Regions from separate parts of the Homo sapiens genome. Here region 2 is linked to region 1. Evidence: chromatin contacts called from ENCODE Hi-C or POLR2A ChIA-PET data. All regions are on one chromosome and are shown on one strand. Each heading gives the region's core, a stretch centred on a gene start or an enhancer-like site at or near the end of the contact. The rest is flanking DNA. Distances are from core to core; before and after follow the strand shown.

Region 1 (4,180 bases), core at 937-3,436:
AACAAAGCAATTATGAGCAGTCAGGTTCAAATCTTTGTATAGACAGATGTTTTTGTTTTTCTTGAGTAAATACCTAGGAGTAGAATGGCTGGGTCAGATGACAGGTGTATGTTTAAAATTTTATGAAACTCCAAACTATTTTCCAAAGGAAGGGGGTCATACCATTTTATATTTCTACCAACAATGAATGAGGAACTCAGCCCTCCTAGGGCCCAGTCTGGCGACTGTGACCGTATTCCAGAGGCTTTATAATCCTGTTTTTTTCCTGTGAGCAAAAAAGTTATAAAGGAATGAGATCTAGAAAAGATAGTTCTAGTTGAACCAAAATCTTTTATCCAGGGTGAGGGCATACAAACTGCAAGGGGCCTGGGTGGGGGAGGCAGAGAAGCGCCCGCCTCTTCCGACCTCTCAGGTGCGTGTGAGCCGATGCTCCGCTAGGGGGCGCGGGAGAGCAGGCCGCCCCCCGCGTGACTCTCAGAGCCCGAGGGCTCCCTCCAGGTCCGCTGCCTTCTGCCCACAGGAAGGAGTCACTTTCCCAACTGGCGGGGAGCGGGGGAGTCACTTTCCCAACTGGCGCGGGCGGGTTGGGAGGGGCCGCTGAGCCGCATCTGCCACAGTCACGAAGCTTTCTTAGCACCTCCTGGAGTTCAAGGAAAATCCAGAAGCAGCTCTTTCCTTGAAGGAAGACGTTCACAGCATCGCACCCACGAAGAGGGTGCGGCTTCCCCCTCTCACCCTTCTGGGTCTCGGCCGATCGCCTGGCAGTTGGGCTCGTGGCCCATCCTGCAGGAGGGCGCAGGCATGCATAGCGCCTGCGGAGGAGCGCTGCTCCTACGCCCCAGGCACGGCCCCCGCAGGCCGGGCAGTGACCCCGGTGGCCCGGCCCTTAGGGCGTGCGAGTTGACCGTGCCCCTTCTCCAGGACGCGCGGCCGGCGGCTGGGTTTTCGAACGCGCGGCTGTGAACGGCTCCTTGGCGAGGAGGCACAGCCTCCGCAGGCCGGAAGCCACGCGCCCACCAAAGGCACGAGGAGCAGGGCGGAGAGTACTGCGGGTCAGACGAGCGAGGCCCTCGGGGAGGCGCCCAGAGGAGCGGGGCAGCGCGGCCGCAGCGCGGGTCGGGTCCGCGGACGCTGTTCAGGCCCCACTGTGGGGCTGCTGCCCCTGGGCTGCCCTCCGGCTCGGTGGAGCGCGGGAGTGGGGGTGGGGGCGCCTCTGCTGCTTCCACCCCAGAAACCCGGGTCAGCGTTGGGAGCTGCACTGGGCGGCAGCGGAGAACATTAGAAGGGACAGTGTTTGGGTTAAAATCTAACCCTCGGTCGGGCGTGGTGGCTGAAGCCTATCCAACCACTTTGGGAGGCCGAAGCGGGAGGATCACGAGGTCAAGAAATCGAGACCAGCCCGGCCAACATGGTGAAACCTCATCTCTATTAAAAATACAAAAATTAGCCAGGCGTGGTGGTGAGCGCCTGTAGTCCCAGCTACTCGGGAGGCTGAGGCAGGAGACCCGCTTGAACCCAGGAGGTGGAGGTTGCAGTGAGCCAAGATCGAGCCACTGCACTCCAGCCTGGCGACAGAGCGAGACTCTGTCAAAAAAAAAAAAAAAAATCTATCCCTCATGATCTTGCTTTCTGTGCGTGTGTCTTTGCGTCAGGGGCAGGGAAAGCCTGTAGAGCACACATTGCCTAGTGAGGTCTTTACAACACAGGCTTTAATTATTTTCCTCCTTTCGCAGCTGAGAACAGAGAATTTAAGCAACTTGCCCAGAGTTCCAGAGCCAGACCTTAAAGGTAGGGCTTGTGACTCCGCATTAGGAACGTTCTCCTCCCCTGGATGGACCCGATGCCCCCGCACTAATAATCTTGAGCCGGAATTCAGCAACGCAGTGGTGACATTCAACCTTCCGCCTCACGGAGGCGGTGCCGGCGGGGCAGGGGATGGCCGCCAGGGGGCAGTGTGGCTCCGTGCCTCCGCGCCCGCTCCCGGACCCGCGCCCTGCCCCCACCGGCGCTGAGCCCGCCGGCGCTGAGCCCTCCAGCCCTGCTCCGCGTTCTTAGCAGCGTCGCCAGGCGTGGAAGAGGTTGGACTCAGGGCTACGTCTTCCAGTAGTTAAAAAACGGGGGGCCGAGGCCCCCACAGTTAAAGTGGGCGAGAGAGCAGCTTCCAGCATCTATGGCGATGATGGCCTTTTTTTGCCCAGATGCAACCAGGTCTGCCAGTCGGCCAGCTCGCACGGAGGGGCCCACCTCCAGCCCTGGCCTCAAGAGGGACCAGGCACAAACCTTACCTTGACAATGTTTCCAGCAACACTTCGCTGGGACAACTAGTCAGTGTGGTCAACCAGGCTAGGACAACTAGTCAGTGTGGTCACCCTTGTGGCCGTTCTTACGGGGAATTTGGTTATTATGGGGAACTTGGTGAGACTTGGGTGTAAGCCAGTAGTTGCATTAGTTGTTTTTGTAGCTTATCTTGTTTTAGTAGCAGTGATAGTGAGATTTTGCTTGTTTTTTTTTTTTTTTTTTTTTTTTCTTCTGGACTGATCCAAACGGAATGCTGAAGTTCTGTCTCCATCCGGAAGACCTGGGCTGTGGCCTCCCGGCGTCTCTGGGCAGGGGCATCTGCAGGTCCCCACTCTGGTGGGCACCCTGCTGCGAGTCTGCTCATACCCAGGGTGGATGCACCAGCTGCAGCTTTCAGCTGAAAAGAAACACGCTCTGCTCTGGCTTATGTCTGGCTGAGCTCTGGAAGGGCGGGCCCCTCTCAGCGAGCTGGGGGGCCCGCGTAGACGAAGATGACCCGCAGGCCTTATCAGCACTTATCTTTCAGTAAAGCCTGAGAGGCCAGCTTTGTGTCTGGGACCCTGGGAGCTCAGGAGGGCAGCTCGGCTTTTGTTCCTTGTTCTTCTCCAGCTGTTGGGAACTTTGCTGACAGCAAGAATCTACTCCATGGATTCACAGCACAGGCTATGACCAGAGACATATTTTTGTCCTAAAACATTTTTTTTTCTGATTATAAAGTTAATGGCCATTTTTCTTTTCTAACTTTTTATTTTGAAATAATTTGAAGCTTCTAAAAGCAGTTTAAAAATTATGCAAAGAGTTCACATGCACCCTTCACCCACATTGATGCCCTATAAATGCCTTGGTTTATATTTCCCCTCAAAATAACCACAGGCTTGTGACTGAATCAGGAAATTAACATTGATATAGTTGTGTTATCCTCCACAGACCCTCATCATATTTCCCCGAGGCCCATGAATGGGCCTTTGCTGAATCACACCTTGGGTTAGTTATTGCGTCTCTTTAGTCTCCTCTAATCTGGAACACTTTCTCAGATTTTCTTCATTTTTTCATGACTTGGACAATTTTTGAGCATATGGACCAGTTATCTTGTAGGAAGTCCCTGAACTTGGGCTTGTCTGACGTTCCCTCAGGATCAGACTGTTCGGAATCCCAGGGGCGGTGCTGGGTTCTTCCTGGTGCACCCCCCACCCCTGCCTCTGCCAGGGAGCAGCCGTTCCTGGAGATGTCACCTTTATCACTTGGTTAGGTGATGTCTGCTGTGTTCTCCACTGTAAAGTGATTATACCTTGTGGGGGGATACTTGCAGACTTTGTGATTATCTTATTTCTGAAACATTTTAGAGAATTTGAAAAGTATAGTCAAGAAGGGCAAAGAATCCCTCCTGGCTCCCCGCCTGCAGATAAGCACTGTCTCCATGCTGACTCCGTGCTCTTCTTCTTTTCCCTGGAGTCTCTGCTCTCTTTGGGATCCTCTAACCCTGCTGGAAGGACGTGTTCCTGTGGCTGATAAGCCTCACGCGACCTCTCCCATCCCCTGTCCCATTCCTCTGGGGGTGCTGTGGAGATTCTGTCTGAAACAGAGGTGTGATTCTAATAGAATTTTTAGGTCTAGCCCAGGGAGGAGGGAGAAGTTTTAAGTGGAGCCTTTTAGCTCCTCCAGAATTCAACATCCTGGGGCCTCCTTCCAGGAGGACAAGGGGAAAATTAAGGCAGCCACCCAGAAGGTCCGGGCTCTAGTCACTTGGGAACTAAGGAAGGGTCTGGGGTTGACCTTGTGCTCACAAAGGCCACCAGGGAGCTCAGTGCCTCCTGCCCATCCTCCTGGACAAGCCTGAGAGGAAGGAGGGAAGGTAAGTGCTAAGGAGCCCCATCCCATGGGA
Region 2 (4,180 bases), core at 1,111-3,610, 210 kb after region 1:
CAAATTGTTTTCTAAAGATTAAATGAACAAAACTAGTGGTTATTTTCATTACATTTTATTTTGAAAGAACTCATCACCAGTAAGAGGAAATGTAGAGTCCACAGAAGGTAATCTTGTTCCTTTAGCATACGTCTGCTGAATTCCACAATGAAAACGCATTTTATCCTAGTAGAGTGAGGCCTCTACCCTTATGCTACTGAGAAAAGTATTTTAGCTCACAAAATCACCAGCTTTGTAAGTTATTTTGATTTATGCTATTATATTAGGTATTTCCTGGGAATTATGGAGGCCCAGCATGCTACTCCTCCTTTGAGCCAATTTATGACTGACATGAGGATCATGATTTATAGACTCTGTACTTGAAAATCTATATTGTATTCAAGTCTCATGAAATGAAATTGTCAAAGAATCTTAACGAAAAGAGCAAATTCTGAAAAATTAAGAAAGACATTTTTTTCCCTTCCCTCTCCTTTTCCCCTTCTTTTACAAATACAACATAGAAATCGCACAAGACTTTTTGATGAGCCCAAAGGAAAGTTCTAAACTGATAAACCTAGACTATTTTTTCCCCAGTTGGCATGGACACCTAAGCTAAGGAGTGAGATGCTATTAGAAGAAATGTGTTGTATTCTTAGTGTAAGATACTAATAAAAGCTGTTGTATGCATGTATGAGGAAATGGGCCTTCAAGAACCTTGGTAAGATAGAGGCAGAAAGATTTAGGGACCTGGGCAATGAGCCCTGCTCCTTTCCCTAAATGAGGGTGCCATGGACTAAACTGTGCCCCTCCCCCAAATCATGCAGAAGCCCCCTAACCCAGGACGTAACAGTATTTGGAGTTAGAGCCTTCAGGAGGTAATTAAGGTTAAATGAAGTCATACGGGTGGGACCCTGATCCAACAGGATTAGTGTCCTTAGAAGAGATGCCAGAGAACCCACACAGTTTCTTTCTCTTCTGTCTCTTCCTCTCTGCCATGTAAGGATACAGGGAGATGGTGGCCACCTGCCAGCCAGGAAGAGGGCCCTCACCAGAAACTGAATCAGCTAACTTCTTGTTGTTGGCCATCCAGCCTCCAGAACTGTGGACACGAATTTCTGTTGTTTAAGCCACCCAGTCTATAGTATTTTGTTATGGCAATCCAAGCAGACTAAGACAATGGGTATTGCTTTGCTGATGATGAGTTTGGGCCATGAGATAGAACAGCTCAATGTTTATAAATACTCCTTTGAACAAAAGTCATAGATAGTGAGTGCAGCAGCACTTGATTAAAAGTCCTAAAGTTTTAGAAATTATATTTTACACCATAGTTCCTTAAAACATTCATTTATTTATTCACTTAACAAATATTTATAGAGCCTGTTATGTGCTAAGCACTATAGCAGGAACTATATAACAGCAAATAAGACTCCGTTTCCTATCTTCAAGGAGTTTACAGTTTACTTGGGCTAGACAAATGCATGAAAATCAAAGTAGAATAGAGTGATAAACCCATAATGTAAATTTACCATGAGGTAAATATGGGGCACTACTGGCATTCATAGAAAGGGAACCTAGGTCAGTGATTGGTGGTAGGCAAGGTGGATAGAAAGGGTGTCTCTTCCTGACAAGTCAGTCAGGTAATGATGAGTGAGGAAGTCTCCCAGGGGGAGAGGGTGCATGTACAGGCTCAGGTCCAAGATGACCTGGTTCACAGAGGGGCAGGAGAAACTGCAAGGAAGAGGCTAAAAATCATAGGGGGTCCGTAGGCCAAGTTTAGAAGTTTGAATTTTATCCTATGCAAAACAGAGAATCCTTAGCATTAAAAAAATTACTTTTAATGTATGTTAGTAGGAGCTTCAATGCCACTTTTCTTTCTGCCACGTAGACCAGGTTACATAGTTTGTGTTTCCTTTGCTTTTAGGGGCAGACCATAAAGCACACTCACAACTTTCTTTTGTGGCTTCAGATGGGCCTGTGGCTTCTAGTCCTCACTACACTGTCTTGTTAACTTCCCGAAATCCAGATACTATACATGCTTGATCAACAGCCACTTTCATCTCCAACAGAATATTTAGTAACACATACACATGACTCCAACTTTCTGTCCTGGAAATTGCCAATGTTCTTGTTGGAAAGTAACAAGCATGTTCTTAAGAGGTTCCAGTTTTCACTTCACATGAAGTAATGAGATATTATTCTGTCTATTTTTCATCTTCAAATCCATTTTCATGGCCCTTCTATTAAATATTTGTGTTTGTAAAGATTAAGTGATTGGCAAGGTTACAAGCTGATGTCTTTTATTTATCCAAGGCTTGGTGGTGTCTCAGCAACTGCCAAAGTAACTTCACCTCTGCTGTGCTGAAACCACGACCTCACCCGTGACCCTGTGAGCTGTCACCTCTGGGAGGAGAGCTGCTTCTAACCTCATTTTATCTGAGTAGTCTGCAAGTACACTATGCCACATGGTTGCTGCTTACAGGATAAGCTATAATTATCATTCACTTTATTTCTGCCTTTTAACTGGCTTTCCTAATTCTGGGCCTTCAGAATTTTCTCTAAGAATTTAAGGAACTGCAGGGTACAAACAGGGGGCATAAGCCAGCCAGTTTGTGAAGAAAAGTTAGTTAACTAGAGTAGACTTCCATAACCCACTTAGGGAAAGGGGGAAAAAAAGAAACCAAAGATATGTATCTTTCAGCAAGTGTATCAAAAGCAGTTATGTATCATGGATACAATTCAAAATCCTCTCTCTTTCTGGAGGAAGGGAGGTGGAACACACCTAAATTCATCTTCTGTCTGCCTAAGCTTCCGGAAGGAGAGGAGGACTGAACACTTCATTCAGATGATCATGTGACTGCAGTAGAGGGAGGTGCAGTCTTGATTCTGATTGACTAGGACAGTTAATGGAAAAGAGGGTGGTAAAATGTACATGGTTGGACAGTTTTACTTCTACATCCCTAATTGGTAACCAAAGCCAATAAGGCACATAGTGATTGAAACACTTGAACATGCCACTAGAACTCAACGAAGCTGACGAGTCTGTCATCGCTCTGCCCACGGCTCAAGATGCGTATGCAGCATGCTGTACAGCATTGTGTCCATTCCAAAAGCAAACTCCCCGACCACAGCAGGTGCTGTATCAGTCACTTTCACAATGCTGATTGCAACATCTGATCTGGTGCCGGAGCTGAAGGATTTCATCAGGCTGGACAGATCAATTGTTGGAGAGAAAGGCAAAATAAAAATAGCACCATGGTGCATACCTGACTGGAAAAATGGGTAATGTTACCACCAAGTGCAAGGCTGTGAAGGCTGCTTTCTCGCTTATCTATAATGCTGTGTGCAAACCCAGCTGTAACCTGATGCAGCAGATAAACAAAAGATTCAGTGCTCTACTCTCAGCTGTCAAGCCAGGAGGCACCACAACCTCTGTCAAACTCAACCCAGCATGTGACTTCAACGAAGCCGCAGCATGACTAGCTAGCAAGGGTCTTGACATCAAGATAACACGATTACTCTTTCAACTTGGTACCGACCCTAACCTTGGGGTCACTGGGTGTGCCTTCATAAGTCAGTTTAAGCTCATCACAACCTTTTCTGAAATGACCTCATATGTTATAATGTGAAGTTTCATTGAGGAAGGATTCAATCATGCCTCACTGCTCCCTGGTGCAGGTTGTGACATAATGAAATTCATGAGCATTGAAGGACGACTCATTGAGAAACATGGGGAAGAACTTCCATTTCTTAGTCTTCTGACTCAGAGGGCACAAAGAATTAACACCTGCAAAGTTCCCTAATCTCTGTAAGGTCACAAATACATGGAAAAGAAAGCTAGATAATTCACTCAGAGACTACCAGTCAACAAAGGAGTCCCCCTCCAAACTTACTGATCATGAGGTTGAAGAGGCAGCTTCAAAACCACCTTTTAAGAAGGCACTGGTGAGCAAAGAAGATGAAAAAGGACTATAAGCAGCATACAATATATCTAGGGAAGATATTAAAGTTGCACTGACATTGAAGCCCAGAACAGAACAAACCAGTGTCCCAACATGGCTCTTGGAGGCGATCGAGAACAGAGAACGCATGCAAACTTAGGGAAAAAAAGGTATATGGTCAGTCTCCTGGCAAAATATTTGCCCAAAGTGAAAAGGCACACTCTGCAAAAATCCTTGTTGCCGATCTGTTCTGTGGGTAGGTA

The links. A loop is a pair of places that touch in the nucleus more often than their neighbours do. ChIA-PET counts read pairs that join two places held with the same protein, here RNA polymerase II (POLR2A). Pooled maps may share reads with other maps.
Region 2: a loop to region 1 is called in a pooled map, with 6 times the contacts of the local background. The contact joins two enhancer-like sites. A Hi-C loop is called at or near these places in 1 of 168 maps with a recorded cell type or tissue (OCI-LY7) and 8 of 50 pooled maps. POLR2A ChIA-PET finds 5 or more read pairs at or near these places in 2 of 52 experiments (H1 and WTC11).

The regions. Positions count from the first base shown.
Region 1 is chr9:96,216,102-96,220,281 of GRCh38, reverse strand. No RefSeq gene overlaps it. Among named protein-coding and RNA genes, the nearest start is that of HSD17B3-AS1, 28 kb to the left of the region's middle. RefSeq lists a silencer at 1,834-2,043 and an enhancer at 2,054-2,273. Within about 2 kb of position 2,186, at least 19 of the 41 ENCODE cell types and tissues checked have a DNase peak (open chromatin) inside an H3K27ac peak, as active enhancers do.
Region 2 is chr9:96,008,056-96,012,235 of GRCh38, reverse strand. It overlaps ERCC6L2 (ERCC excision repair 6 like 2), which reads right to left. Exons shown (of 19, transcript NM_020207.7): 19 at 1-11. Among named protein-coding and RNA genes, the nearest start is that of LINC00092, 12 kb to the left of the region's middle. Within about 2 kb of position 2,360, at least 5 of the 41 ENCODE cell types and tissues checked have a DNase peak (open chromatin) inside an H3K27ac peak, as active enhancers do.